2 separate regions of the Homo sapiens genome follow, and region 2 is linked to region 1. Evidence: read pairs that join two places in POLR2A ChIA-PET (ENCODE). Cell type or tissue: PC-9. All regions are shown on one strand. Links, peaks and the distances in the headings refer to the core of each region. The heading gives the core; the rest is flanking DNA.

Evidence for each region. ChIA-PET counts read pairs that join two places held together with the same protein. Peaks named below come from ENCODE experiments on the same cell type or tissue, not always from the same donor. Only the 100,000 strongest peaks of a DNase experiment are listed, where the experiment ranks them.
Region 2: POLR2A ChIA-PET joins it to region 1 with 5 read pairs; 4 of 35 experiments call an interaction of 5 or more read pairs at or near these places.

What each region holds. Positions count from the first base shown.
Region 1 is chr15:70,709,466-70,717,812 of GRCh38, forward strand. All of the region lies in intron 1 of UACA (uveal autoantigen with coiled-coil domains and ankyrin repeats), which reads right to left. Among named protein-coding and RNA genes, the nearest start is that of UACA, 50 kb to the right of the region's middle. RefSeq lists enhancers at 766-1,266, 3,791-4,330. In PC-9, for the core only: no CTCF peak of the experiment used is centred there; DNase peaks (open chromatin) are centred at 4,756 and 5,266; H3K27ac peaks cover 1,964 bases.
Region 2 is chr15:70,830,476-70,837,856 of GRCh38, forward strand. LARP6 (La ribonucleoprotein 6, translational regulator) reads right to left here. Exons shown (of 3, transcript NM_018357.4): 2 at 5,820-6,030; 3 at 1-2,641. The coding sequence ends at 1,577. Among named protein-coding and RNA genes, the nearest start is that of LARP6, 20 kb to the right of the region's middle. In PC-9, for the core only: no CTCF peak of the experiment used is centred there; a DNase peak (open chromatin) is centred at 3,596; H3K27ac peaks cover 2,055 bases.

The DNA.
Region 1 (8,347 bases), core at 1,966-6,965:
AATTAGAAATTTGTAACTATTCCAGATATATAAAATTTGAATTTGAAAAGTAATGTATGTTTAGTGTAGAAAGCCTAGAATACATTTAAGTGTATAAATGAAAAGAGATACCCCATAATTCCACCATGCAGAAATAACCATTATTAAAAACTTTACATCTAGACTCTTTTCTGTTAAAAAGTCTGAACAAGATTTATTTAAGCCTATGAGTCCAATACTGAATATTAATTTATTCAATATTTAAGACAGAAAGTCTCCTAAGAAATTTGTAGATGCAAATAAGTAAGTAGACTTTAACATATATGCAAATCCATATGAAATACCTTATACTGTTTAATGGCTAGTCAACAAATCATAGCTAAAATGATTAGGTAACTAGTTTTAGCCTAAAGGTAATTTATATAGGATGATAGCAAAACTTTGATAAAAAACTGCTTAAAGCCAAGAGGAGTCATCCCGAACAAAAGTATCTAATTCACTGATCTTAATAATTTTGGTGTCATGGATCCCTTTAAAAATCTAATGAGGCAGGGTGTGGTGGCTCTCGCCTATAACCCCAGCACTTTGGGATCACTTGAGCCCAGGAGTTGAGACCAGCCTGGGCAACATGACGAAACCCTCTCTCTACAAAAAATACAAAAAAATTAGGTATGGTGGCACACACCTCTAGTCCCAACTATTTGGGAGGCTGAGGTGGGAGAATCACCTAGTCCTGGGAAGTCGGGGCTGCAGTGAGCCAAGTTCGTGCCACTATATTCCAGCCTGTCTGTTACAGCAAGACCCTGTCTCCAAAAAATGAATAAAAATAAATAAAAAATAAATCTGAGAAAAGCAATGGACCCTCTTTTTATTTATAATTGCATATAAGCACTCTGTGAGATAGGAAAAACCAAACTTTTCCCAACTCTCACACTCACCACAAAATACTTCCGTGACCAAATGCAGAGAGGTTTTCCCCACTTACAGAGCAATTCTCCAGCACACAACATCTGGGTCTCCTACAATTTAACTCATTTTTGACACTAGCTACCTGGAGATAGTGTCAGATCGCACAGACCTACAGACTCAGTCCCATAAGACTGTCACTCCCACCCTTCAGATGCCAACTGCAAGCCCCAGCTTGTGACCTGTGCTTCTGACCAACTGCCTGTAAATCAGGGTTCCCATGACCCATGATTAATTTGCTAGAGCAGCTCACAGGACTCAGGGAAACACTTTACCTATGCTTACTCGTTTATTGTAAAGGATGTTACCAAGCTTGCAGATCGAAGCGATGCAAAAGGCAAAGAATGTGGGAAGGCGTGAAGGGCTTTTTTGCCCTCTCCTGGTTCACCATCCTCCAGGTGCCTCCACATGTTCAGCAACCAGGAAGCTCTCTGAACCCTGTCCTTTTGGGGCTTTCACGGAGGCTACATTGCATAGGCATGACTTTTTACATCACTGGCCATTGGTGATCAACTCAACCATCAGCCCCTTTCCCCGCCCCTGAGGCTGGAGTGGGCTGAAAGTTCCAACCCTCTAATCATGGCTTGGTCTTTCTGGAAGACCAGTCCCCATCCTGAAACTATCTAGGGGCTCCCAGTCATCTCATTAGCATACAAAAGGCACTCTTATCTCTCTGGAGATTCCAAGGGTTTTAGCAGTTGTTTGCCAGAAACCAGAAACAGGGATCAAATACATCTTTCTTGTTACATCATAATATCAAAAGCACATATTCAGAAAAATTTATATTTATTTTCAAAGGGTTCACTGACCTCCTTTGCACAATATAGAATCCATAAACCCCCAAAATAAAGTTTTAAACCCTAATATAAGGAGAGGCAGCAAAAAAATGTGTATTTTACATAATGTTTATAAAATAAGTACCAAAGAACTGCCAGAAGCCTGGATAATTCATTTGTTCAATAAAAATTAGGCCGGGCACGGTGGCTCACACCTGTAATCCTACCACTTTGGGAGGCCAAGGCGGGCAGATCACTTGAGGTCAGGAGGACAAGACCAGCCTGACCAACATGGCAAAACCATCTCTACTAAAAAAAAAAAAAAAATTACAACAACAAAATAATTACTAAACACCTATGCGCAAAGGGATATAAATATTTCACTCAACATTCAAATATGTATGATCAGTTGATAGTGCCAAGCCCCATTTACAGTGCTAGATATACCAGGGGAAAGAAAATAGACATGATACCTGGCCTCAAGCAGGTGACAGGAATTAAACCCAGTTACTTTCTTCAACTGATCTCAAAGTATAATAAGGCAGACAGATACATATATAAACATGCACAAAACAATTACAGTATACTATAACACCACCACAATAATTATGTGTGAAATACTGAAATAGTTCAAAAGAGGGAAAGTCAGAAAAGTTCTATAGAGATGACTAACCTATCTATTAAAAGGTAAGCAGAAAATCACCAGGTTTGAAATATCATCACAAATTTAGGAAACGACAAACACAACGTATGGCCTTTTATGGTCTACAAAGCACTTTATATTCATGATATATGTATCAATTAAAAGCTACATGCAAATGACTCAGAAACACATCTGCAACCCAGGCTCCTCTAAGCTCCAGGCATATATATATATATATCTCCATATACCTTCTTCATGATTCTTCTTGAGTGTTTTAAAAGTACCTACATGTCCCAAACCAAAAACATGCTCTTCCTCCTGAATTCTGATCCTACTCCAAGTTTCATTAACACAGCAAAGACACCAGAATCCATCTGGTTATCTGGTTGTGTGTAGACAGAAACCTAGATATTAATCTTGACACCTTCCTTTCCTTGGTCCCCATCACCAAATCCTGCTGATTTTACCTCCCCATCTTACTGAAATCCATCTGCTCATCTCCATGTCCATCAAAATTACCCTATTCCAAGTTAGTACCATCCCTCACCAGGATGGCTGCATTTATCTCCTAAATGGTTTGTTCTCGTTCATTCTAGCCCCTTTCCTTGTGTTCTCCACACTGCGGTCAGTAATTTTTCTAAAAAGGAAACCTAATCATACCACCACCACCACTTCCCTATATCCTGTCCCACCTCAGTTAAAATCCTTTCAGTAGCTTTCTATTGCTTGTAGGATAAATACAAAGCTCTTTAATGGAGTCCAAAACTCCCTGCACAGTGCTGCCCTCACTTGCCTCCTTATATCATACGGAAAGTTAACCCTGTTTCTCATTTTATACATGCAGAAATGGAGTCACTAGGAGATTAGGGGATTTGGTCTGCTATAAGGCAAATGTAATTAGTTGCAGAATGATTAAAGAATCCTGTTGTTTTGACTTCTTGTCCAGTGCTCTTTGTACTAGTTAAGCTATTTCCATTTCTCTAATCATCTGGAAAAAAATCTTCAATGTAAAAGTATCTTTTTAAAATTTCCACATAATAAACTTAGATATCCTTTATAGCAAAAAGGATGAAAACTTCCATATTTGCATATGCAAACTTTTATGAAGCATCTACTACTGTCAGGCATGGAAGACAGCCCAAGTCTCTCTTCCCATGGAACTTGATGTTCTAATGAAGAAAGATAAGTAAGCAACCAAGGAAAACAAACTATCACGTAAGAATAGGGAAGGAGAGCCGGGCGCAGTGGCTCACGCCTGTAATCCCAGCACTTTGGGAGGCCGAGGCGGGCGGATCATGAGGTCAGGAGATTGAGACCATCCTGGCTAACACAGTGATGTATTTTTAGTAGTCTCTACTAAAAATACAAAAAATTAGCCGCGCGCGGTGGCCGGCGCCTGTAGTCCCAGCTACTCGGGAGGCTGAGGCAGAATGGCGCGAACCCAGGAGGCAGAGCCTGCAGTGAGCCGAGATCGCGCCACTGCACTCCAGCCTGGGCGACAGAGCGAGAAAGAATAGGGAAGGAGATGTGATGAAAATGCTGAGAGTTGACTGTTAGGTTGGGTAACTGAAAAAGGCTGTTGTAAGAATGTGATCTTGACGGTGATAGCCGAGTGACAAGGAATTTACATCCCAGACAGTGGGAACAACTAGTGAAAGGAGCTTGGATGTCTGAAAGAAGGCCAATGTAGCTGATGCATAATGAGTAAGACAATCCCAGGATGAGATAAGAAGGCAGACACCACCAGATCTATAATATGGGATTCCTCAGTTTTATCGTAAACATTTTTCAAAAGGGACTTCTTGAAGGATTAAGGCAACTGTAGTTTCATGAAGTTCTTTTGGTCACTTTGGAATCAAGTCTACAAAAATAACTCATCCTGACATACTATTTTTTTTCACTTCCAAGAATTTATATTGAGCAATATTACCAGCTGAATCTTAACTTGCTTTGAAATGTTTATAAGATGGATCAATTACCTTAATATAATAGATATCTTATATACCTCACCCACTTCAAACCTAGAAATCTAAATAAACTTTACAATGAACCATGCTAAAAAAACAACCATAAAAATAGCACTCCCCAAAACAGAGTTTCATAAAGTCACCATCCTCCAGATAAGGCTCCAAGAAAAGAAAGTCTTCTCCAATGGGAAAAATATATATCCTAAATAAAACTAAACATCATTGATGTTTAGGCAAATTCCCCCAAAACACCTAATTAAAAAAGTACACAGGCTTCTATAGTACCCTATAATTACCAACATTCTCTGTTACACAAGCTCTATCACAATTCAAAACAGCAGACAGCAAAGCTTACGAAGCATAAACATTCCTTGAAGATTAGGCTGCACAATTAAGAACTGTTCTACAGTTCACTGGATTGATGATGGCTAGAAATATTTCCCCCATTCCATTTAGTCCAAAGGTTATTTATTACTCCCACTTACATAACAGCAAATTAGAGCTTATGTAATAGAAAAGGAAAAGAATGTTAAAATATACCGGGGAAACAAAAGCTGTACAGCCAGCTTCTTTCTCCCTGACCCCTGACTCTCTTCTCTTTATTATTTCCCTTATCCTTAGTTAATTATGCCTCATTCACTTCTGTTATCCTTCCACTGTATGATTTGAAAGTATGTAGTTTGGACTCAATGGAACAAACAGAAGAAAGGGAAAATTATATCCTATCAATCATTTTCCTGACCAAGGCAAGAACAGGCTTAATCTCACTTTACCGGATTCTTCTACATAAAAATATAAAGGACAAAAAAGATGATGATGTTTTAAATAATAAATCTAACCTCTTCAGCATCTAAGGTGGCCATGAAATCTGAAAAAAAAAATTGAAGAACTGGAGTCAGAAAGACTCAGAAACCACTGCTTTGCCAAGATTTCCTAACCACCCGGTTTGATTCTATTCTAGTCTGTTGTACAAATACCAGACTGTCTGCCCCTCCCTAATGCAGGTATTTGTTACTTTATTAGAACTGTCTGGGCACTTAAAACAGTTTATGTAAAATATAGACAAGATGTGGCTTCTCCACGTTTAACAGTTATCATTTGTACTGTAATATTACTTATTTTACCCTTCCTCAAGAGGAGATGCATTAAATTACTAAGTAAATATATACATAGATCTTAAACAGAACAAATTATAATGTGTATCATACAAGAATGAAGCTTTCAGGCTGGATAAGATTTTGTTTAATATTCCCTTAAAAATACTACACAATTGGTTATTTGGAAAAAAATAAATTTTGTTCCTTGGTATTTTTTGAAAAGTGTATTCGACAAGAGTTCTTAAAAAGCCTAAATGTCATAAGTAAAATTTTTTAAATATAAAGCTAAAAACCAAGGAGGGTCACTGTGCCTTCTATCCCTATATATACCAATGAACACAGTAATAGTTACGGTGAATTTTAACAAATATTTTTGCCAATGTTTGATATGTATCTCAAAACAGGAGAGTTTTAGAAAGCTATGTTTATTCTCAACAAAGTAAAAGGCAAAACAGATACACTTATTAAAGAGCCTCTGATGGGGTTTGATTACAATAAAAACAAACAAAAGATATTTTTGTACCTTTGGCTTTGTAAAGAAATATTAATTAAACAAAAATAGGTTCGCTACAACTCAAAAGACTCTTCAAGTACTAAACTGAAAACAAACATTACACTATTAGCCAATATTTTTATAATGTAAAATGGGAATTATAAGGTTATATATATAAAAGCAGAGGGTTACAGGAAAGCATATGTTTTTGTAAACATATTAAAAGTTAGCTGCTCTTCCTTTTATTTATTAAATGAATAATACTTCTGCACCAATGCATAACTTTCCCCCAAACACAGCTATTTCACACAGGATTTCCTTCCAGTGAGTCTTAATACATGTCTCCCATATTAAAAATACATGGCCAAATTAATAATGAGAAAGAATGTTTGTTCTCATATTTAGATCTATAATAAAAACACAGCATTATAAATAAGGATTATATTTCAAAATTGTTTAGAAAAAACCTCTTAAGTGTTGTATATACACAATTCTTAAACTTGAAGAAGAACCCTTCAAGTTAAGTCAAACTGTTATTTCTACTTTCCAAATGGGATATAAAGGAACTAATTTAAGGCGGTGGATGATGCAGTGGATGATGCAGCCACTATCCATTTCTTTCACTGCTATAAGCCCAGCCCTTTGCAATGTGATTGTGCCACTCCTGTCATCAAGAAATGACATTTATTTCCTCATCCGTTGAATCCTTGAATCCGGCCTGGACTTGTAACTTAATTTGACAAATACAATGTGGCAGAAGTGACCTTTGTAGGAGATCCTGCTGCTTCTGCTCTACTCTGGGAATGCTGCTAGCACACTGTGAACAAGCTAGCCCCCTTGAGGGTAGGAGAGCATGACAGAAAAAGAGCCCAGCCACCCAGCCACACCAGCAAGCATCATGTGCCAGACATTATCAGTGCTGCCATTTTAGACCATCCAGTCCTCGTGCAGCCACCAGACGACTGCAGCCACATGAGTGACCCCAGACAGACCAGACCAGCAGAACAACCATGTAGCAGAGTCCAGCCCAAATTGCTGACCTACGAAGTCATCAGCAAATAAAATAGTTGTTATAAGCCACTAAATTTAAACCTAGGACTGCCTGAATCTAGAGCCTAGATTCTCTCCACTAACTACAGCTGCAAGTATTCTTTGGTTTAGAAATACAAACATCTTACCTCTTGTAGTCTAATTCAATTTTATAGATATAAGAGCAGCCAAATTGAGAAATAATAGTTTATAATTTTTTTATCCATTATCTAAAAATAGGGGATGAGCTGGGAACAGAAATGTCTTTTTACCCTCCTAAAAGAAGGAAAATAGATACAATATTAATAATATTATGCTGATAAAATTTTATTAGAAAAAGTATTTTTCCTCTTTCCCAAAGATATGCAAGTATTCATTTAAAACCTAACAGTATTCATCTATGTTTTATCAATAAAAGCTGAACTCAGCATCTGATCTAAAAGACAATCTGAATGGCCATGCAATAAAAACTAAGCAGTTAATAATTTTTATTAATAAATTTGTGGCTTCAAACAATGAAACATGGCTGGGCACAGTGGCTTATGCTTGTAATCCTAGCATTCTGGGAGGCCAAGGCGGGCAGATCACCTGAGGTCAGGAGTTTGAGACCAGTCTAACCAATATGGAGAAATCCCGTCTCTATCAAAAATACAAAATTAGCCAGATGTGGTGGCGCATGCCTGTAATCCCAGCTACTCGGGAGGCTGAGGCAGGCGAATTGCTTGAACCCAGGAGGCGGAGGTTGCGGTGAGCCGAGATCACACTATTGCACTCCAACCTGAGCAACAAGAGCAAAACTCTGTCTAAAAAACAAACAAACAATGAAACACTGCTACTACTGTAATGTCTAATCAGTATACATTCACACTTGAATGGAAACACTAAACTAGGCATGGACCATAACAGAGCAAGAACCATAAGAGCCTTCTCTATGTGTAACCTTTAGAGTTTGGCAAACTTTTTCAGTAAAAGATTACATAGTAAGTATTTTAGACTTTGCAGGCCATGTGGTTTCTGTTTTAACTATTCAACTCTGCCACTGTAAACTAAAACAGCCATAGGCAATATGTAATGAATAAGCATGGCTGTTTTCCACTAAAGCTTTATTTATAAAAATGGGCAGTAGGCCACAGTTTGCCAACCCTTGTTTCAGGTACTCACTGAACTTTGGCAAGAAGACACCTAGTTTATTGGCTCTGATCAAGCTAATCTGCATGCTGCCTTCTCATAAGACCTACCAGAAAGTACTCTCCATACTCATATTTTACTATCTGCAAAATTGCACAATGTATATGTGATGGTTAAATTTTGTGTCAGTTTGGTTCTGCTATGGTGCCCAGCTGTTTGGACAGATACAAGCACAGATGTAACTGTGAAGGTATTTTGTAGATGTGATT
Region 2 (7,381 bases), core at 845-5,844, 120 kb after region 1:
TAAAGATCAGAAATGTTGAGTACCACTTAGTGGTTAAACAGTGTGGGCTCCAAAGCCAGACCACTAGTTTCAAGCCCAACTCTACCAATTTAGCTGTTAAGCCTTAGACAAGTTAATTACCCAAGTAAAGTCTGTTTTTTTCTGGAATAAAATAGAGATAATACCTGAACATTTCTCTTGTAGTTTTTGGGCAGATTAAATGAGATAATGCATGGAAAGCTCTTAGCATAGTCCCTGGCACCTAATCACTGTTCAATAATTATTAACAAGCTCTATTAAATCCTGCCAAATAGCCAGAGCATAAGCCAACACTGGAATCTAGGCCAATGCTCTTTCTGCTACACCAAGGCAGCTCCTGATGATAACAAACATTAACCCAAGTGAGAAGGAAAGAGAGCTAACATTTATGGAGGGCCAGCTGCATTCCAGACATGGACATCGTAACAAAGCAATTCACAGGGAGATGATGAGGTTCACGGGGCTTAGTAACCTTCCCAAGGTCACAAAATAGTGAGAGATTGGGGGTCAAATGGACTGACCTCAAGTCCTGCAGCCTTTGTCCATCCAGTGGTTCTCCAGCGTGCATCAGAATCACCTGCAGCGTTTGTTAAAACCCAAATTCCAGGCCTTTCTCCCAGACTTTCTAATTCAGTGGGCCTAGGGTTGGCCTGAGAATCTGGATTTCTAATAAGTTCCCAGGTGAGATCAATGCTGTGGGTCCTGGACTGTACACCCTCAGTATACGCCAAGCTGCCTTTGCTCAGTAAAATTCCCTGTGATGAGACACCACTCAGGCTGCCAGAAGCCCAAGGAGAGCCCTGGGGCTGCCCTGGGGTACAGTGAGAAACCCTAAATGCCCTGACTTGATCACTATGCATTATAAACATGTAACAAAGTTTCTCATGTAGCCCATAAATGTGTACAAATAAAAAAATTTTTAAATGTTCTCTTAAAGAAAAGAAAGATGTCTCTGCTAAGCTCCTCAGGGCCTCATGACATACCACCCACAGCTCTGTCAGACAGGCACAGACTTTTGTCAGGCACAATCTATAACCTCAAAGTCAGCACTCCCAGTTGGGTGTTTTATTATTTATTTACTTGACAGGTAACATCGATTTGGTCCTACAAGACACCATGCTATAGGCTTAGCTACTTGCTGTTGCACAAGAGAACTTTCCTGAACTCTCAGGAAGCCCTTGCATGGCCTATCGAGGACAGCTCAGTCACTGAAGGGAAAAATTCCATACCAAAGAAGAGAGAAAAATTCCATACCAAAGAACAGACTTCCCCCAGGGAACCTCCGTCCTACAGCCCTTCAGGGCCATCACACTCACACACATCAGCCATCATCAAAATAGTGGCCATGCTGGGAAGAACAGGAGTCCTGAACTAGAAGGTGGTCTTCAAACCATGGCGTACCGATTTATGTATATTACAGATAGATAAATTAAGAGGTCTACATGAATAAAAAATCTCTCAAAGGGGAACGAATTCCATTCTGTCATGCCAGGTGTTTGTCAGAACCTTGAAAACGAAGGTGGTTTTCAGTGGAGCTTGTATTAAAAATAGAAGGTATTTATACACAGGCCCTGCTCCTCTCATGGCCATGAAATCCTCTGGTGTTGTCAGGACCCCTGGGCAACCTCAGCACCCCTACGGGTAGCCCATCTGCAGTCTGCATCTTCCGGGAGAGCAGGGGACTCGTACCGGGGCTTTTCTCCTGGGTCCCCATCTCGGCTTGGCGACGCCTCCGGACCCAGGGGCTGCCAGAGGGAGTGACGCTGCTGTCAGAGGAATAATCCATACACTTGCGGAAGATCTCAGGGCTGGTGCTGCAGTTCAGTCTACCTTCCTCCGCCAGTGGGGACTTTCTGGAAACGCCTTTGCGTTGGGCCAAGGGGCTGCTCCAAGGACTTGTGCACGGGGAGGCATTTGGACTCAGAAAGAGATTCTGGTGGCCAGACGGGCTGAGCTTGTTGGTGGCCGCGTGCCGTCGGCCCGCCATAGGGGATGTGGGGTTGCTCTCGGGGTCAGAGGAGCTGTTGGCAGAAGACTCATCACCCATGTACTGAAGCTCCTCGACTCTCTTGTTCAGGGACTTGTTCAGGTGGATGCTCGCAGTGGGCTCCTCGTCATGATTTTTGTCTTTGGCAGGTTTCTTTTTGGGTGGCTTCATACCAATCAGGACAGCTTTCATGTTCTCTTTGCCCTGAGATTCTGTGATCATGAACTCATGGGCTTTGATGGCTGCTTCCACCTCCTCGAACTCCACGATGGCGCACTCCTGGGTCCCCACTTGGCTGTAGCGGCTGCTGATCCTCCGGATGTCAGGGGGCAGCTCTCTCCCAGGTTTGAGGATCCGCACTGATGAGATGACTCCAAAAGTCCCAAAAAGCTTGAGCAGGTGTTCCATCACCTTCTCTTGCACCCTTCCATTCTTCTGGGGGGTGGCCAGAGCCCACAGCTTAGGAGACAAGTAGAGATCATAGACCAGGAGCATCTTGCTGGGGAGGTTCTCGTTGGGGAACAGTGGGACGGGGGTGGTCCTCCTCACCTTCCGGTGGTCCTCATTCAACTCAAGGACCACTGAATACTTCAAAGCATGTGCTGTGGTTCTCCAGTCCCGTGTAAGATGTTTCACCTGCAGAACATAAAGCAAATCTGAAATAGTATCTAATGTCCTTGTCCATCCTTGTGTATGCTATAAGCTCCCTCCCTCACTTCCTTATCCCTGTAACACTAGAATCCCTGTATTCTAGTGTCTAGAATCATACGTGGTATGTGTAAACACTCAAAAATCTAGTGAATGAATAAGTGAATGAAAACAAGTTCTACCATTTCAAACAAGGGCACCACAGCAGTGTTGTCCAACAGAACTGTCCATGAAAATGGAAATATTCCATTCTGTGCAAGTTTAGAGGTTAAATTTGCAGGCTCTGGAACAAGGCTGCTGTATACACAAATCAAAGGCCCACCTCTAGCTTGAAGTAAGACTTGGAAAGTTATTCAACCTCTTAGTGCCTCGACTTGCCCTGGAAAATGGAGATGTTAATAGTGCCATCTCAAAGAGCTGTCCTGAGGATTAAACGAATCAATATATACATGTACATATGTATGTACAGACACATACAAACTCATTTACACATAAAACAGAATAGTGTCTAGCTCACAGTGAGTACTAAGTAATCATGTGCTATCATTACTTCCAATATTACATGCTATTATTTTGATAGGATTTGGAGATTTTAACATTCAAATGCTTCTCTAAAGCAGTATTTCTGCATTTCTGCATTTGATACAGAGAAGTTTCCAAAAGATCTTTCGCATTTCACTGCAATATCTCCTGAGAATGACATGGACTACTTCAACTTGAAATTAAATCCAACTTGGGCCTCACTAAGAATGGTGAAATAATCCCTCCCTCCTCCTTTGTTGGTGGAAATTGTATCAATGTTGCAGTATATGGAAGCTATATTTATACTGTAAAACAGTAATTTTCTAGAGGCCCACTTCCGGTGAAGGGAATGCCAGGGGGAATGAGTCATCCCAAACAAATAGTGAAGGTGGGTGGGGTGGGTAACCTGAGCCCGTAATGGCGAGATCCCCCTGAGTCCTCTGAGAACAGGCCAACAAGCTGCTCTGCAAAAGAACTGGGAACTCCAGGTGCCTCTGAGCATAAAACAGGAACTTCATGAAACTCAAGAAGGAAAGGCTCACTCACTGGGCAAGATGGGGAAACCTTGGCAGACCCATTACTATACACAGGCTCCTAGAGAGAGAGCACTGTCCACTGTAGCCTGTGGTCTCTGGGAGAAATGGCTCAGACTTAGGCTACTAGAAGAACACGGGTCCAAGGGCACAGAGAAGCAGGCCCAGGCAAAGGGTCGGATTTCAGGTGGACAGAGTCCATGAGGAATCCAGAAAGGGTGAAGCTGATGACTGCGGGTGCGTGTGAGGCTGTGGGAAAGCCAGGCAGTGGCTCACTGTGGGGTGAAACATGGTGAAGCCTTCTCCGAAAACAGCTAGGGAGGGAGCACTTGGGAGATAAAAAGAGACAATTTCCTAAGCCTGAAGCTTGAGCTAGGAGCACCTGGGAAAGCACAGCACTGCCTTACTCAGAGGGCTACAGAAGTCTGTGGGGGACCACATCTCACTGCAAGAGAAGCAGGCTCTGGCTAGGACTGAATATCCCTCCTGAGCCAGAAGCAAGGTCCACTGGGAAATCTCGGTTACAGTCTGAGCATCCTAAGCCTGGGTCCATGACCATTCATAAGGAAGGTCCAGGTAGCACCTGAGAAAAGGGACCAGGGAGCGTTCATCCTTGTGCAATTGCTAGAAGAACTCTAAGGTTTCCCTGTGCTTTTTACCTTTGTCATGTATGTTCCCCTTTTGTGATTAATAGGAAATCCTTCAGAATGAAAAGGATCTTTGCTCTGATTTTGGAGGTGTTAGGGAGTCTGTCTGTACTCTGCAGCCAGGTTTCAACAGAGAAGAACATTCCTAAATAGGACCATAAGTGGCAGCTTAAAGAGGAAAGCAAAACAGGCTGACTCTTGGGGTCCCTGGGGAGGAATAAAGAGACGTGCTGGATGATTCCACTGGCTGCTTCATTTTGGGATCCCCCACAAACACTTTTCATATGAAGGTTTGCTCACTGTTCTCTGACCATTAAAATATCCCTTCCATTCCCCTGTACCTAGAAAACTCCTACTCATCCTCCAAAATCCTATTTCAATGTCACCTTCTCTGGGAAGACTTCTCAGTTCTCCAGGCAGGGTTAGTTGCTCTGATCAACTAGTTCCCAATAATACTGTGTTCTCTCTTTTGTCCTACTATATGTGGTCACATTGTAATCTTTCAGATCTCTCTCCTTTATTGGACTGTGAGCTTGTCAAGGACAGGGGGAGTACGATCTTCACTCTGTACATCCTGCGCCTAGCACAGCACTCAGCAGAGACAATGAGCATATTTGATGAATGAATAAAGGAAAAAGAGCGACAGGGCCAGGCAGAGTACACCAGTGGGTGAGGCAGGGAAGAGGTCCAAGGAGAAAAGCTCTCCTCCAGTGCACTCTGACAAAGTACACAGACAACTTGGCCGGGACCCACTTGTTACGCATCCCGTTATGCAACAGGCCGCGTAGTGCTTTTCCATTCTAGTAAATGCACTTCCCCTAAGGGAGACACAGAGTTCTTACTCCAACTAGTCTGTCAACTCTCTGAGAAGTAGACAGTACACAGCCCAAACACTGGATCTATATATGGCAGGGACAAGCAGTCTGCTGCCCAGATGGCAGCAATAATTACAAATCTCATCTCCCTATTGTATAGATAAGGATGATGGCGTCACACAGGCAGAGCATGTGTGTCTTAGAGAAGGCTCATTTCTGAGAGTTCTGGGTGCTCATTCTCTCCCTTTGCTTATTCAACTTGACAAATGAAAAGCTTGAATTTCATATAATTTTAGGCCTGGCAGGTATCTCTCAAGGCCTTCGAGTCCGTCTGTCCTGGTATCACATCCTCCTGGCCACCCACTTGCCTGGCAAAAGTGCCTGAACTTTACTAAGAACAAGTAACATTGTTTCATAACTGCTGCCAGCTGAGATTTGTCCCAATGCCCAGGACCCTTTTAATAGTGTGGGAGTATATTCCTAACAATACTAAATCCCTTCTCCTAGCCATTTTTCTCTTTTTCAGGCACAGACTTAATTTTAAAAATTGTTCGTCATCAGGTTTCAAGGGAGTTAAAAAAAATGTTTAAAACCACAACCCAAAACAAACTTGAAATCCTTGAAGCAGCTTCTGAGAACCAAGCCTCACCTTTTTGAAGGATGTGAGTAGCTTAACGCTCACATATCCCAGCTTGTTCCTCCTCACGTGTTTTAGCAAAAAGGCGTCCTTCTCCAGGTTTTCATCAGAAAAGTAGAATTCGATCTGATCCACCAGTTTCTTGATCAACTCCTCATCCGGGGGCTTCCACTCCTGCTCCAGGTCCTCACGCTCGTTCTCACCTCCACTTGCAGTGGTGCCACTGAGACCAGAAGGAGACACCGGGTGTTAGGGTCAACGTTGAACTGTGTCCCCCAAAAATTCATATGCTGAAGTCCTGACCCCCAATACCTTGGAGTATGATGTTATTTGGAAATGGGGGTCACTGCAGATGCAATTAATTAAGATGAGGTCTTACTGGAGTAGGGTGGACCCCCTAATCCAACACAACTAGGGTCCTTACCAAAGGGGTAAATTTGAACACAGACATGCACACAGAGAGAACATCATGTGAAGGCGAAGGGAGAGACTGGGGTGATGTAGCAAAACTCAAGGAATGCCAAAGACTGCCACCAGAAGCGAGGAAAGATGCTTAGAATGGATCCATTTCTAGTACTTTCAGAGGGCGCATGGCCCTATTCACACCTTGATTTCGGGCTTCAGGCCTCCAGAACCATAAAACAATATATTTCTGTTGTTCTAAACCATCCAGCTCATGGTATTTTGTTACAGCAGCCCTAGGAATTGACACTGGGTCACATGGCCACAGAAGGAGAGGTTTGCCCCCAAACAGCTAAGAAGTCAATCTTTCATTTTTAACAAGCATGGAGGATCATAAAAATAATAACTGGCCAGGCATCGTGGCTCCCATCTGTAATACCAGCACTTTGGGAGGCTGAGGTAGGTGGCCTGAGCCCAGGAATTTGAGACCAGCCTGGGCAACAGAGTGGGACCCCTGTTGCTACAAAACAACAACAACAACAACAAAAATTAGCCAGGTGTGGTGGTGCATGCCAATAGTCCCAGCTACTTGGGAGGCTGAGGTGGGAGGAGAGCTTGAACCCGGGAGGTCTAGGTCACAGTGAGCCAAGATTGCACCACTGTACCCCAGACTGGGAGACACAGTGAGACCCTGTCTCAAAATAATAATAATAATAATTATTATAATAACACCCTCTGCTGACATATATGTGGCGCTCTGCCACGGGCAAAATGCTTTTCACATATACTCTCTTATTCTTCCTTCTCTACTCCATCCCCTCAAATCCTGGTTTCTAGAAGACAGTATAGCAGAGTTACTTGACCTTTCGGTAAGATCATCCATATTTATTAAAGAATAAAAGCTTGATTTCTTAGCTGGTTCAGGACAAGATCTGGAGTGCAGTGGTGCGATCTCCATGTGGATACATGACCACTGCCTCTCAGGAGTCACTGCAGTGGTGCAATCTCCATGTGGATACATGATCACTGACTCTCAAGCCATCTGCCTTGGCCTCCCAAAGTGCTGGAATTACAGATGGGAGTGTAATTTCCTAGGGCTGCCAGCTCTAGGAGTCCTGGCTTTAGAGTTAAGATTGCCTGGGTCCAAATGCTTGGTTCAGACTGAGTATCCC